Regions from separate parts of the Homo sapiens genome. Here region 2 is linked to region 1. A link is an interaction called in ENCODE POLR2A ChIA-PET data of the cell type or tissue named here. Cell type or tissue: CD4-positive, alpha-beta T cell. All regions are shown on one strand.

What was found. Peaks named below come from ENCODE experiments on the same cell type or tissue, not always from the same donor. Only the 100,000 strongest peaks of a DNase experiment are listed, where the experiment ranks them.
Region 2: POLR2A ChIA-PET joins it to region 1 with 7 read pairs; 1 of 35 experiments calls an interaction of 5 or more read pairs at or near these places.

The regions. Positions count from the first base shown.
Region 1 is chrX:120,695,059-120,700,058 of GRCh38, forward strand. No RefSeq gene overlaps it. Among named protein-coding and RNA genes, the nearest start is that of C1GALT1C1, 68 kb to the left of the region's middle. RefSeq lists an enhancer at 2,025-2,124. In CD4-positive, alpha-beta T cell, no CTCF peak of the experiment used is centred here; a DNase peak (open chromatin) is centred at 2,193; H3K27ac peaks cover 626 bases.
Region 2 is chrX:120,299,729-120,304,728 of GRCh38, forward strand. It overlaps TMEM255A (transmembrane protein 255A), which reads right to left. Exons shown (of 9, transcript NM_001104544.3): 2 at 4,621-4,763. Among named protein-coding and RNA genes, the nearest start is that of TMEM255A, 9.2 kb to the right of the region's middle. In CD4-positive, alpha-beta T cell, no CTCF peak of the experiment used is centred here; a DNase peak (open chromatin) is centred at 2,903; H3K4me3 peaks cover 283 bases.

The sequences.
Region 1 (5,000 bases):
ACAGGTGCCCGCCACCATGCCAGGCTAATTTTTGTATTTTTAGTAGAGATGGAGTTCCACCATGTTGGCCAGGCTGATCTCGAACTCCTGACCTTAGGTGATCCACCCGCCTCGGCCTCCCAAAGTGCTGAGATTTCCGGTGTGAGCCACCATGCCCAGCCAAATTTCCTTCTTTTGAAAGGCTGAATGGCAGAGTGGGGGGCGGAGGGGAGTGTCCAAGATAGCCAACTAGAAGCAGCTAGTGTGCATGGCTGTCAGGTAGAGGAAAAGAAGGGGCAAATAAATACAACACCTTCAACTGAAACATCCAGGCATTCACACTGGGATTAATCAAGGAAACAACCTGACCCACAGAGAACGAATAAAAGCAAGACAACAGCCTACCTAGGAACAACATGGAGCCAGGGGATCCCCCCGCCACACAGGGAAGCGGTGACTGAATGAGTGACCCGGGGAAACCAGGCTTCTCCCAGGGGGCTGAGCCGCAACAGCCCACACACCCCACTTCCATGGCACCTCACAAGATAAGACCCACTGGCTTGGAATTCCAGCCAACTACCAGTAGCTGCATCGCACCTCCTTAAGAAGGAGTTCCCAGGGGAAGGGGTGGGCCACCATCTTTGCTGTATGGGTGTCTTGGCCATTCCAGCCTTCAGACTTTGGAGTCTGAGCTGAAGGCTGAAGGGATCCCCCAGCACAGCACAGCTCCTCTACCAAAACATGGCCAGACTGCTGCTTTAAGCAGGTGCCTGATCCCGTTCCTCCTCACTGGATGGGACCTCCCAATGGGGCCTCTGCCCACCCCTGCCTGAGCTCTCCGGCTGACAAAGATCTTAATTCTCCCTAGGATTGAGCTCCCGGAGGGAGGGGCGGGCTGCTTCTTTGCTGTTTGGGTGACTTAGCCATTCCAGCCTTTGGGCTTCAGAGGGTCTGAAGCGATCAGGGGCTGAAGTGCACTCCCAGCACAGCACAGCTACTCTACCAAAACGTGGCCAGGCTGCTTTTTAAAAGCAGGTTCTGATCCCTTCCTCCTCACGGGGTGGGACCTCCAAACTAGGGCCTCCAGCCACTTCCTACAGGTGCCTTTGGGCCAGCAACAGGTTTGCACCTCCCTGGGACAAAGTTCCCAGAGGGAGGGACATGCTGCCATCTTTGTCTTTTTGCAGCCTTCACTAGTGACACCTCCAGGTTCTGGAAAATCTGAGGTGACTAAAGACTGAAGCAGGCCCCAAGCATACTGCAGCAGCCCTACAGAAAAGTGGCCAGACTCTTACGATACACCCGTTCTCCTATCTCCTCACCGGGCAGGTTCTCCAGGCCTGGGCCTCCAGACACCCTGCCACCAGAGCTCTTGAGCCAGTACAAACTCAGCAGCTCCCTGTGCAGATCCTCCAGGGGCATTTGAAAGCTTCTCTGCCACTGCCCTTGCCACCCTCAGACTAACAAAGGAACAAAGACCCTAAGTGCCTTATCCATACCTCCAACAAGCTGCAGTTGACCCAAGGAGAGGTGGCCAGTCTGTGTCCCACGGGTCCCACACACCCACCGTGGCTCATCACCAGGCAGGGAACCCCTAGCTTGGGTCCACAGCACAAACCCTCCATCTTGGGCTGACTGCACTGAGCAATTGCTGACCTGCATCTCTCTGGCATAGAGGCCCCAGGAGTCGAGCAAACGACCCTGGGCCACAACCATTACTAAGATCTCTTCCTTAGCAGCTCTGAGATTGCCCCAGAGCTGCAGTGGGCAGCCCAAGAGTGCCAAGTCATGAACTATGGCCAGCACTTAAGGGGGAGAGGACCCCACACTTTCAGGGCACTGAGAGGGAACACAGCTGCAACTGAGAGGAAACATAGGGGAGCCACACAACCGGACAAGAGTCTACCAACTGACCAATAAGCCTAAGTGTCACCTGCTGGATCACACCCCAAAGCTTCAACACGAAAAATACTTCACTAACATATCCCCCTCTGAAACCAGAGACAAGACATCAGCTTCAAATAAAGACTCTACACAAAGCCTTGGCCCAGTGAAAACATCCAGAAAAGAAGTCTATTGTCTGTACTGAATCTATGTTGCAGTTTCATGTGGTTTCTTACTGTTTCCTTTTCTTTGAAATGCCAAAGAGTTGCACAAATTGAGAATGTCAGGGTTGGAAGTCCCCATAAATGCTGTCAACTCCAACAATGCATCTGGCTCTTAAGTCTTCTGTACAGTTTCTCTAAGTGGTTGCCCACATTGTGGTTAAACACAGCCAATGCAATGAAAGCAACCACCTGATAGGCAGCCCATGCCACCTCTCAGCTGCTGGAAAGCTGTCTTCCCCCTTTAGCAGCCATCAAATCACCACCCCTCCACAGCTGACACCAGGCCCTGCCCATCTACCTTACAGGACATCTCTTGTAGGGTGTATTGATCTTCCTCGGCATCTGCATGTTGCTACCAACATGCAGAGATGAGAAAGAACCAATGCAAGAACTCTAGTAACTCAAATGGCCAGAAGGCCATATGTCCTCCAAACGACCGCACCTCTTGTTCTCTAACAAGAGTTCTTAACCAGGCCGAACTGGCTAGAATGACAGAAATAAAATTCAGAATATGGATAGGAACAAAGACTATTTAGATTCAGGAGGATGGCAAAACCCAGTCTAAGGGAAATAAGAACCATAATAGAGTGATACCGGAGCTGAAGGGTGAAATAGCTGGTTTGAAAAAGAACCTAGGCTGGGCATGGTGGCTCGCACCTATATTCCCAGCACTTTAAGAAGCCAAAGCAGGTGGATCACATGAGGTCCGGAGTTCGAGACCAGCCTGGCCAACATGGCGAAACCCCGTCTCTACTGAAAATACAAAAATTAGCTGGGCATGATGGCAGACGCCTGTAATCCCAGCTACTCGGGAGGCTGAGACAGGAGAATTGCTTGAACCCGGGAGGTGGAGATTGCAGCGAGCCAAGATAATGCCACTGCACCCCAGCCTGGGCAACAGAGTAAGACTCCGTCAAAAAAAAAAGAAGGAGAAGAACATAACGGGTCTGACAGAGCTGAATAACACAGTACAAGAATTGCACAATACAATCACAAGTATTAACAGCAGAATAAACTAAGCTGAGGAAAGAACCTCAGAACGTGAAATAAGAGAGTCAGACAAAAATAAACAAAAAAGAATAAAAAGGAATAAATAAAACTTCTGAGAAGTATGGGATTATGTAAAGAGGCCAAATCTATGCGTCACTGGCATCCCCAAAAGGGAGGGGGAGAAAATCTATTTTGGGATATCATCCATGAAAACTTCCCCAACCTTGCTAGAGAGGCCAACAGTCAAATTCAGGAAAACAGAGAACTCCTACAAGATTCTCCACAAGAAGATCATCCCCATGACACATAATTGTCAGATTTTCCAAGGTCAAAATGAAAGAAAGAATGTTAAAGGCAGCTAGAGAGAAATGGCAGGTCACCTATAAGAGGATCCCCATCAGGCTAACAGCAGACCTCTCAGCTGAAACCCTATAGGCCAGAAGAGATTGGGGGCCTATATTCAACATTTTTAAAGAAAAAAATCTTCAACCAATAATTTCATATCCAGCCAAACTAAGCTTCCTAAGTGAAAGGGAAATAAGATCCTTTTCAGATAAGCAAATATCAAGGGACTTCATTACCACAAGACCTGCCTTACATGAGGTCTTGAAGGGGGCACTAAATATAGAAAGAAAAGACCACTGGTAGCTAATACAAAACCACACTTAAACACACAGACCAGTGTCATTGTAAAGCAACCACACAAGCAAGCCAACATAATAACCAGCTAACAGCCCAATGACAAGATCAAATCCATAAATATCAATACTAACCTTGAATGTAAATGGGCTAAATGTCCCACTTAAAAGGTGCAAAATGGCAAGCCGGATAGAAAAGCAAGACCCAATGGTATGCAGTCTTCAAGAGATCCATCTCACAAGTAATGACATTCATAGGCTCCAAATAACAAGAGGCTGAAAAATCTACCAAACAAATGGAAAAAAGAAAAAAGAAGGGGTTGCAATTCTAATTTCAGACAAAACAGATTTCAAACCAACAAAGGTCAAAAAGACAAGGAAGGGCATTACATAATGGTAAAGGTTTCAATTCAACAAGAAGATTTAACTATCTTAAATATTCATAAAGCAAGTTCTTAGAGAGCTACAAAGAGACATGGACTCCCACACAATAATAGTGAGAGACTACAACACTCCACTGACAGTATTAGATAGATCATCTAAGGAGAAAATTAACAAAGATATTCAGGACCTAAACTCAGCATTGGATCAAATGGACCTGATGAACCTTTACAGAAGTCTCCACCCCAAAATAACACAATATACATTCTTCTCATCGCCACATGGCACATACTCTAAAATCAACTACATAATTGGACATAAAACAATCCTCAACAAATGTAAAAGAACCAAAATCATACTAGACACACTCTCGGACCACAGCACAATAAAAATAGAAGTCAACACAATGAAAATTGCTCAAAACTATACAATAACATGGAAATTAAGCAAAATGCTCCTGAATGACTTTTGGGTAAATAATGAAATTAAGGCAGACATCAAGAAGTTCTTTGAAAATAATGAGAACAAAGACACAACATACCAGAATCTCTGGGACACAGGTAAGGCAGTGTTAAGAGGGAAAATCATAGCACTAAATGCCCACATTGAAAAGTTAGAAAGTTCTCAAATTAACAACGTAACTTCACAACTGAAAGAATTAGAGAAGCAAAAACAAATCAACAGGAAAGCTAGCAGAAGATGAGAAATAACAAAAACCAGAGCTGAACTGAAGGAATCAAGACACACACACACACAAAATTCAAAAGATCAACAAATCCAGGAATGGTTTTTTTGAAAAAGTTAATAAAAAAGATAGGCCACTAGATAGAATAATTAATAAGAAAAGAGAGAAAAACCAAATAAACACAATTTGAATGACAAAGGAAATGTTACTACTGACCCC
Region 2 (5,000 bases), 400 kb before region 1:
AATCTTTCTGCCTAATTCACTATTTACTACAAAATCCCACTATCCAGAGCTCCTTATGTTTTCTGAGCATTCATGTTAATCAAAATTTCTTTGGACTTTTCCAAGGAGTCTTTACATGTGAATCTGAGGCCACACTGACCTAAAGAAGGTTTCTGGGATCTTGATTGTTTTGAATGATCCCTGTTGTCCCCATCTCCTAATATCCCACAGTAACTCTGAAATGATTTTCAATTAACTGACTCTCCTACCCACTCCCTGGGAAAGGGGGCAGAAATTCTTGCTCTCTTTCCTGAAAGAAGACTCAGGCTAGTATGCGCCCTAATAGTATCAATATAGCAGCTGAGGAGAGGGTGCAAGAATGAAAGGCTTGTCTCACTATCCAGGGGACCAACTCCATCTTGTGGGTTGCTTGGGAAACACATTTAGAGGCCTCTTTTTCCTGCATCTAAGGTAAGAGGAGGTGTACCGGGAAGCAGCAATCACCCTCCCCTGTCTCTTTCAGCTTCAGGCAACAAATGAAGCTCTTGGGTTTTTAGGCCTTCAGAGTAGAAAGCTCATCTGAACCCTCCTGAAATAAAATGCCTTGAATATTTGAGGACAGTAAAATTCTTAATCCAGTTTGTCTTTGTTTGTTGGTGTTCGGTTTTTGTTTCTGTTTTGTTTTGTTTTGTTTTTTTGAGACAGGACCTCGATCTGTCACCCAGGCTGGAGTGAAGTGGCGCGATCTCAGCTCACTGCAACTTCCATCTCCTAGGCTCAAGCGATCCTTCCACCTTAGCCTCCCACGTAACTGGGACTACAGGCTCATGCCACAGGGCCAGGCTAATTTTTTTTTTTTTTTTTTTTTGTAGAGATGGGGCTTTGTCATGTTGTCTAGGCTGGTCTCAAACTCCTGGGCTCAAGTGATCCGCCTGCTTCAGCCTCTCAAAATGCTGGGATTACAAGTGTGAGCCACCGCACCTGGCCGTTTTTAGTTTTTAAATTTTATTTATTTATTTATTTGAGACAGTCTTGCTTTGTGGCCCAGGCTGGAGCCCAGTGGGGTGAGTGATCATGGTTCACTGCAGCCTTAACCTCCTGAGCTCAAGAGATCCTCTTACCTCATCCTGTCGAGTAGCTGGGACCAGAGGCGTGCACCACCATACTTGGCTAATTTTTTATATATATACTTTTTGTAGAGATGGCGTCTCACCACGTTGCCCAGGCTGGACTTGAACTCCTGGCCTCAAGCTATCCTCCCACCTCAGCCTCCCTAAGTGCTGTGATTACAAGCATGTGCCACCGTGCCCAGCCTGGTTTTAGTTTTTTTAAAACTTTACAGTTCAGACTGTACAGACTAGCACATCTTTACAGAGGCATGTGTGCGTATGTCTCTTAGAACGATGATACCACATGCTAGCTCAGGTAGAGTAGCTAACATGCCATGATAATGCACCTCACTGTACAAAGATATCTCATTTGGCAAAATAAAGATGCTCCCAAAAAGCTTCACGTGACTTAGAATTATGCAAATTGAGTTATATTTTAAGTACCTGAGATCACAATATTTAAATGATTTGTATGGTAAGTCTTCTTTTAATCTAATAACTTCTCCCTAATTTGTCTGTTTTGAAAATTTAAATTCTCATGGATTGTTAACACATTTAATCAGAGTCTAAAACAGCAGAGTTCTAAATAAGCTGAAACTTTTTCACAGTTCTATACATTAGTAATTTATATTTAAAGTGACCACTTTGACAGTGCAGAATCTCCAGATGACACATTATGATCCTTCTGGTTTTATTGCTAAGCATATTTTACTGTGTGTTAATTCTCCAGGTGGTTGCTAGTCCACCTGAATTAGACTCCCCCCACCCCCCACGGATTCTTTCCCCTCAGGTGGATTCAACATTTATTACTTTTTCAATCAAAGGTTAGTTTATGAAAAGAAAATTCAGATTGCCAGGGCCCATGCAGACCAACTGAATCAGAATCTCTTGGGCTAGGGAGTAGAGATCTGCATTTTTTGCAGGTTCACAAGGTCATTCTTATTCACATCAGAGTGGGGAAACCACTGGTTTGGAGTTTCTATAGTAACTCCCTAATAACCAAGCTATTCAGTTAATGAAAGTACCCCATTCCCAGACAAATCTGGATTCTCAGGCGTTTACTGTTTCTGAGGTATGAGTCGTAATTGTATTTGTTACAACGTGATCTGACCTATAAACTCAAATGGATTTTTCTGCTATTCAATCTGCTGTCTTTTCCCCTTTATTTTATGTAATTAAAATGCATTTTAAAGAAGCAATCTCCAGGAACTATGAGAGCACATTTTTAAAGGTTAAATCATGGGGGCACAGTGTCCGTTAGGGATGGCTTTCCTATTAACACTTCCATATTAGCTCTTAGTGAACCACTCACACGCAAACACACGCCCCCACTGCTTCAACTTCTAGTGCTAGCTGAACATCAGGTACTTGAATAACAGCAATCAGGCACCCTCCTTCCTTTGTTAACGTATTCCAACCTAGCCACCCACAGTAAGATATTCCACAGAGAAGGTTCACAGCCACTGTTTATGAATAGGAGTTCATACTCTTAAATAACATGGAAAATACCTTCCCCTCACCCACAGAGACTCTAAATCTTGGCTTCAGCATTTGCTCATCAGTCAGAAATATTTTACTAATGCAGCTACCTGAAATACACAAAGTCAAGCAGACCCTATAAATTGCTTTTCCAAGCCACCGAAATGCTATCTTACCCCCTCTGTTCCTCCCTGCACACCCACCCCCCGACCCCCCACCGGCTTTGCTTGTGTTTAAAAATAAAACCCAATTCTGCTGACGACTGGTTTTCTTGCCTCACCACAGGAAGTGCACTGGGTGAGTTCTCACATCACATGTTTAACACAGGGCACCAAACAGTGTCTGTGGGTCACCTGCCCTCAGCTGGGAGGAGCCCTGCCTGCCCTGGAGCTGTGGAGGCACTTCCCCCAGCAGCCTTCAGCTCCAGGAAGGCATAGCCTGCAGCCCACTTTAGGTCCCAGCTTCTCAAGAGCTATTGAGGAGGCTGACTGTGGAATGAAATCAGTGACCTAGGCAACAGGCTCCAGGCTTGGTCACTTATAGCTCTGGCTTGTCCAAGGCATCATCTTTAATCTCCCCTCTCGCTTTGCTTCTCTCTCCAATCCCCACCTCTCTCTCTCTCTCTCATTTCATTTCAAAGAGAAATGAAACAAAACAACAACAAAAAATACATCTGACCTCTTTGCTGTACTAAAATATTTCTTAACTGAATTGTCCTAAAGGTCCTTCTGCTCTCTAACAATTGAGGAGCCATTTAATTGGTGTTTAAAATATGATCTCACCTCTAGAGTTAGGTTTTTGGGTTCAACAGCAGTGTACGTAGACTCAAATTAGGTTTTGGTTTTTCTAATGCAACTAGTTTAGCAGTCTCCAAAGGGAACTGCATGCACCCTAGGGTAGATAAAACAATCCACTGGAATACGGCTGTTTCCTATTTATTGTTTATCTAAAATAATAAGAAACCAAACATTACTAATATTTAATAAACAGACTGTCACTGGCACCCTCTGTCCGTGTGAATGTCAGGTGATCAGGTGAACTATCCTTCTGGAGGAGGGCAAGTTCCAAGCAACAAACGGTTGATGGTGGGGCATTTTATGTGTGCCTGGATTGTATTATCCAATTTTAACGAAACTAGTCTCAACAAAATGGATAAGAGGCTTGAAAAGATTCCTCTTGAGAAACCAGAAGTTGAAGATGACCCTAATAATGTAAGCAAACGTAAGCAACAAGAAAATGGCAGAGTTTAATACTTCTAACTCCCAGGGTAGATTTTTGGCAGCCAAATTGTGATATTGACATTTAAAAACATGACTCCAATGACAGTCTAATCATATGGGATAAGAAGGCAGCCAAAAATATTCACAATTATCTAGTGGGCCATTTGAAATAAGGATTTAAAGCCACTGTCTTTAATGACAAGCTTCACACTAAGTGCATATTATCTGGTGACATTTTAGTTTGTGTTCACATGAAGATATTAAAAGTTATTGTATACTTATTTTTATCTAATTTTTGAATGTTCATTTTTATATAAGTTTTATGAACATGTATATATATAATTTATAAGTGAATAAATATACATATTTTAGGAACATATCTTCCACAGCTTTTTCTGATAGGAGTGCAGGATCACTTTGGAGATCAGTGCTGTTGGTCAGAGTGTCAAGCTGCCAGGATCCTCAGATTTCAGGTGAGATCAGATGACCTCTATTATATATGGGAATGCAGATGCCCGGAGAGAAAGGACCTTAGCCTAAGGTTAACACTGCTGGTAACATCTCCTAAACCAGAAACCTGAGGTATTAAAGAGTGAGATGACTTGCTCAGGATCACACTGTTAGATAGGGATGGTGCTGGATTCTTCTGATTCTCAGTCCAGTGCTCTTCTTAGCGGGCCCAGAGTTGCCTCTCCACATAAATATACAGAGATACAAAGGAGGAAATCTGAGCAAACACTAGACACTCAAACAGAATTGAAAACTATCAGAGCAGAGCCAGAATTTCTGTAGACAGCAAGCTACTGCGACCTACCTGTGCCTTCTATACTTACAATAACTCCGGGGTAATAACCTCCTACAGTCACATTCTGGGTCCTGGTGGTTGCAGCAAGGCCCACTGTGAGAATTAACACGGACACAATAAGCAAAGTCACGGTGACATAGATGGAGTTTCGTTTCCTCCGATTGAATGCTCCTGAAAGCACAGAGAGAAATTAAAATTGCTCATTTCAGCTGGGGAAAGGATTGACTTAAAGAAAAAAACACTAAGAAGGTTTTCCTTTCCTATTCCTACCGGTAACTGAAGTTATCTTTGGTGGTGACGGGTGGGGGGTTGTGGGGAAGGGATAGAGCATTATTTTTTGTAGTCATCAGGTGCCACTTTTATAATAAAATATGTATTTCCAATTTGAAAATAAACAACAGAAGAAAT